2 separate regions of the Homo sapiens genome follow, and region 1 is linked to region 2. Evidence: read pairs that join two places in POLR2A ChIA-PET (ENCODE). Cell type or tissue: Panc1. All regions are shown on one strand. Links, peaks and the distances in the headings refer to the core of each region. The heading gives the core; the rest is flanking DNA.

Region 1 (2,919 bases), core at 124-2,623, 120 kb before region 2:
ATGTCATAGATTACAGAGGCAGGACACAGAAAAGCCTCAGTTTTGGTAATCATCAATAAGACATTCTTCATGACAAGGTGTTTACTATTATATCTCATTGTGTGGCTTTGAAATTTGCAGATTGTCACCACCATCTCCTAAATATTTCTTGAATTTATCTACTTCTCTGCATTTCTGTTGCTATTCTCTTTGTTTAAGGTAGTGTCATCCCTTGCCTACATCACTGTAACAGCTTTTGAAATGTACTCCTCTTATCATAGCTTGTAATCCCTTGGAGGTAGACTCTGGAAGCTTATTGGGGGAAATAATTTTGGGACCAATACCTGAGGGGGAATGAAGGAAACTGAGCCAAGGGAAAAGTTGAATTGATTCTCTCTCAACAAAGCCATCAGCTAATAATTTAGAGAGCTGTGAATATTTGTTGGTCTTTTTTAGTTGTTCCAAGTTCGGGCAAGAGGATTCAGCCTTTATACACCTGTATCAACTATCTAGGGGGTGTGGGCTGCCCCTAGGAAGGGGCATGACCTTAGGCAGAAAGCCGAGGACAAGTCAGCTTTTGGTTGACAATACTTACAACAGTTGGGGCAATGTCCTGAACTAGGGATCTGGGCAGAAAACTGTACTTAATAACTTTGAGATATATTTTTCATGATTGTTCATTTCTAAGTAATTTCAGATTTCTGCTATGATTTTGACTCATATGTTATTTGGTGATGTATTTTAATTCTTTAATTTTTTGAGATAGAGTCTTGCTCTGTCATTGAGGCTGGAGTGCAGTGGTGTGATCACGGCTCACTGTAGCCTCAACCTCCTAGGCTCAAGCGATCCTCCCACCTCAGCCACTGGAGTAGCTGGGACTACAGGCACATGCCACCACTTTTGGCTAATTTTTGTTGTTGTTGTTGTTTTTGTATTTTTTGTAGAGACAGGGTTTTGCCATGTTGCCCAGGCTGGTCTCAAATTCCTGGGCTCTACTGATCCTCCTGCTTTGGCCTCCCAAAGTGCTAGAATTACAAGTGTGAGCCACCATGCCAAGCCTAGTGATATATTTCTAAATAACTGAAAAAAAAATAGTTTTTTATTATTATTGATTTCTAACTTAATTGCTTTGTGGTCAGAGAGTATCATGTTTTTCATTTAAAAATCTTTCAGATTTGATGAAAATTGCTTTATGGCTAAGGAATAAGTCACTCTGATACATATTCTGTATGTTCCTGAAAAGAGTGTATATTCTCAAATTATTATATGCAATGTCTTATAGAAAACTCAAGAGGTCAAACCTACCTATTGGGATATTCAAAACTTCTAGTGAGTTTTTTTTTTTTTTTTTAATTAAGACAATGGAGTCTCACTCTGTCACCCAGGCTAGAGTGCAATGGTGCGATCTTGGCTCAATGCAACCTCCGCCTCCCGGGTTCAAGTGATTCTCCTGTCTCAGCCTCCTGAGTAGCTGGGATTACAGGCACCCACCACCATGCCCGACCAAGTTTTATAGTTTAGTAGAGATGGGGTTTCACCATGTTGGCCAGGCTGGTCTCGAACTCCTGACCTCGGGTCATCCGCCCACCTTGGCCTCCCAAAGTGCTGAGATTACAGGCATAAGCCACTGCGCCCAGCCTGTGTGGGTTTTTTTTTTTTTTTTTTTTGAGACAGAGTCTCACTCTGTCGCCCAGACGGGAGTACAGTGGCATGATCTCGGCTCACTGCAAGCTCCCCTCCCAGGTTCACACCGTTCTCTTGCCTCAGCCTCCCAAGTAGTTGGGACTACAGGTGCCTGCCTCCACGCCCGGCTAATTTTTTGTATTTTCAGTAGAGACGAGGTTTCACCATATTAGCCAGGATGGTCTTGATCTCCTGAGCTCATGATCTGCCCGCCTCTGCCTCCCAAAGTGCTGGGATTACAGGTGTGAGCCACCGTGCCCGGCCTTTTTTTTTTTTTTTTGAGACAAAGTCTCGCTCTGTCACCTAGGCTGGAGTGCATTGGCACAATCTGGGCTCACTGCAACCTCTGCCTCCCGGGTTCAAGCAATTCTCCTGCCTCAGCCTCCCGAGTAGCTGTGACTACAGGTGCCTGCCACCACACCTGGCTAATTTTTTTGTATTTTTAGTAGAGATGAGGTTTCACCATGTTGGCCAGGCTGGTCTCGGACTCCTAACCTTAAGTAATCCGCCCACCTCGGCCTCCCAAAGTGCTGGGATTATAGGCATGAGTCACCACATCCAGCCTTTTTGTGATGTTTTTGGATATCTGATGGACCTATATTTGAAAAAGTGATTTTCCAATTTTTCCTTGCTCGTTAGGTTTTGTCCCTGTTTAGATAATAGGTGTATTACAGTGTATCGTGTTTCCTTGGCTATCAAAACATAATGACCAATTTTTGTTTTCAAGTCTAATTATGATATTAATATTCCTAAACAAGCTTATTTTTGTTTTATCCTTGTATCATTCTTTATCTTTTTCATCTGCCAGTGAACTGTTGTTTTAGGTGTGTCTCTTGTAAGTGCACATCTAAATTTGGACTGGATTTTTATTTTATTGTTTTTCTATTCAGCCTGCTGGAGCTTGTCTTTTAGCTGGAGAGTTTAGTCCATTTATATTTATTGTATTTAAAATTATATTTTGATTTATTTATATAATCTACTTTTTGGGGGTTTTGTTTGTTCCATTCTTTGGATTCTGTTTTCTTTCTTGGCTTCTTTTTGATGACGACTTTAAAAAAAATGTCTCTTGTTCTTATTTTATGTCCCCTTCCCATTCCTCCCTCCACTATGTTGGAAATTTTATACTCTATTTCTATTGTTTCAGTGCTTGCTATAGAAATTTCAACTTGGAGACATTCCTTCAGGTGTCCTTCATCTTTGGCAACATTTAGTGTTGTCAGTGTTTTGGATTTTAGCCATTCTAATAGGCACATAGTA
Region 2 (2,919 bases), core at 193-2,692:
ATAGTTAGTATAATGAATATTCTGTTTATCTACATTTCTCTTCTTACGGCTAAATTGCATTGAAATGTCATTTTGTTTTGGGGAAACAAGTGAATTTTTATCAGAATATTGAAATAGGATATGAACATCAAAACAATATAATTTCACACAAATAAGACCTGGTGTGGCTTGAGAGGGGTACGGCAGTTTCTTGATCTCAGTGAGAAAATATCACAAGTTGAAGATTCATGAGAATTCATTCATTCCACAAATAATTGTTGCATGCCTACTGTGCACCAGATCAGTTCCAAGCTGTTGCCCTGGAGAAGCTGACATTCTTGTGTGGTGTCAGACTCACAGATCAATGATGTCAGTCCATGAACTAAGGGTAGTCTCCTTGGTTTTCTTTAAATGTTGTGATTCACTGTATACGCCAAAATTGCTGAAACGTTAGATACTGAAAGATACTTCACTCAGCTCTCTTAAAATGAAAGCTATGATGGAGTTAAACAGCTGTCTCATGAGATCTTGTGTGACTCTCTACATTCCACCTATTGACATGGTCATTTCAGAAAAACAGCTTTGTAAGTGCACATTTAACCAGAGATCAGGTTGAGTAGCAAATTATAGGAATTGAATAGTAAAGAGTATCAATATTACAATGTAGCATTTTTTTTTCTGGGGGAAGATTAACTTTACAAAAATGTAGAGTTTAGCATAATTTTCAGTTCTATATTGAGTCACCACTGAAGCCTTACTGTAATCTGATATTCTGATACAATGTTCTTTTAAGTAGTGCCTTACCTTAATAAAGAAAACTGTCTAGATTACTTTTCAGAGCTGTTACTTCTTTTTTTTTTTTTTTTTTTTTTTTTGAGACAGAGTCTTGCTCTGTCGCCCAGAGGCTGGAGTGCAGTGGCATGATCTCGGCTCACTGCAGCCTCTTCCTCCCAGGTTCAAGTGATTTCTCCTGCCTCAGCCTCCCGAGTAGCTGGGACTACAGGTGCATGCCACCACACCCAACTAATTTTTGTATTTTTAGTAGAGATGGGGTTTCACCATGTTGGCCAGGCTGGTCTCGAACACCTGAGCTCAAGTGATCCTCCTGTCTCAGCCTCCCAAAGTGCTGGGATCACAGGCGAGCGTTGCTTCTTTATGTTTGTTTTAGATTCCATGTTGAAAAGTAGAGACCTCTGGCCTGACTGCATACGTGGTATCTTTCAAATTTTTTTCTGTAGAATTATCTCCAGCTTCACTTTTTAGCTTATGAGGAAAACAGGGCTGTTTTTAAAACACATCAAAATTAGTGCATTAAAAACTTCCCTGGAAAATATCCACCTTAGTATATAATATCAGAAATGATTTCCTATATTTATTGGCTTAGCTACTGTCAGAGCATCAATAGCCCAATGAAAGGCATGTGCACATGATAGTGTAGCCCTTTTTCCTAGGCATATTTAAATTTAGCTACTTTCATTTGACATCAGTATTATGAAAGGAGGCAGGTTGAACAGCGTGGCGAAGTAAAGGCTCATTGGTAGAAATATTTCAATAGTATGGCACTATTGTCTGCTTTTAGGGTCATAGACGGGAGAACTGTGATTGTTAACTTAGTTTCCCAGATCACCCACTGTCACATCAAGAAAAAAATTAGCCTACAGGTGACAAGCCAGGTCTGGGTTAATGACTCTGGAGATAGTGCAGGCAAAGGCTTTACTGAGCACACAGTAAAGCTTTAGGTGCCCTACATTTCCAGAGTTCTTCTGTTTAATTTTTAGGAGTTTAAATTATAAGATATTTCTAATAAGGAAAGTACAGCAGATGTTGCAGATTTTCCATACAGGTCTCCTATTTAAAAAGAAAAATATATAGATTAAACTAAGTCCTTTCTTTACATCATCCTGTTCCACTTTCTCCCAAGTGGTGGCAGCTAACCTGATGATGCTGTGTGTCCTTTCTGTATGTGTTGTTAAGACTTTTGGTACAGATGTATACACCACAATAATGGTAAAAAGGAAAGTTGCAACAATATACATACTTAATGGCACCATTTATGTAAATTTTAGGCAAAGCAATTTCATTTACAATAGAATGAAAAGGACTAAAATACTTAGGAATATATTTGACCAAGGAGGCGAAAGGCTTACACACTGAAAACTATAAAATGTTGCTGAAAGAGCTTAAAAAAGACACAAATATATGGAAGGGTATCTTGTGTCAGGGACTAGAAGACTTAATATGGTTAAAATATCAGTACCTCTCAGCTACTTGGAAGGCTGAGACAGTAGGTTCACTTGAGCCCAGGAGTTTGTGCCCAGCCTGGGCAACACAGCAAGACTCCATCTCTGGTGAACAAAAGAAAAATGAAAGAAGGAAATGTCAGTACTACCTGAAGTGATCTACAGATACAACGCCATCCCTATCAGAACCCCCAAATACATTTTGTTGCAGATATAGACAAATTTATTCTGAAATTCATGCAATTTCAAGGGGGTCCCAAATAGTCAAAACAATCCTGAAATAGAAGAAGAAAGTTGAAAGCCTTATACCTCCTCATCTCAAAACTTATTACAAAACCACAGTTTTCAAAACAGTGTGGTACTGCACATATATAGACCAATGGACTAGGATAGAGAGCCCATAAGTAAACCCTTGTATGTATGGTCAAATGGCTTTTGACAAGAGTTTCTAAAATATTCAGTGGAGAAAAGACAGCCTTTTCAACATGAATAAATTTGGGTCCTTTTCTTACTCTGTATACAAAACTAACCAAAATGGATCAAAGACCTAAATGTAAGAGCTAATGCTATAAAATTCTTAGAAGAAAACACAGGGGAAGGCTGCGCACAGTGGCTCATGCCTGTAATCTCAGCACTTTGGGAGGCCAAGGCAGGTGGATCACTTGAGCTCAGGAGTTCAAGAGCAGCCTGGGCAACATGG

Evidence for each region. Peaks named below come from ENCODE experiments on the same cell type or tissue, not always from the same donor. Only the 100,000 strongest peaks of a DNase experiment are listed, where the experiment ranks them.
Region 1: POLR2A ChIA-PET joins it to region 2 with 17 read pairs; 3 of 35 experiments call an interaction of 5 or more read pairs at or near these places.

The regions. Positions count from the first base shown.
Region 1 is chr13:100,245,590-100,248,508 of GRCh38, forward strand. The region is part of intron 8 of PCCA (propionyl-CoA carboxylase subunit alpha); the gene reads left to right. Among named protein-coding and RNA genes, the nearest start is that of PCCA, 160 kb to the left of the region's middle. In Panc1, for the core only: no CTCF peak of the experiment used is centred there; no DNase peak of the experiment used is centred there.
Region 2 is chr13:100,369,246-100,372,164 of GRCh38, forward strand. All of the region lies in intron 19 of PCCA (propionyl-CoA carboxylase subunit alpha), which reads left to right. Among named protein-coding and RNA genes, the nearest start is that of PCCA-AS1, 110 kb to the right of the region's middle. In Panc1, for the core only: no CTCF peak of the experiment used is centred there; no DNase peak of the experiment used is centred there; H3K27ac peaks cover 1,555 bases.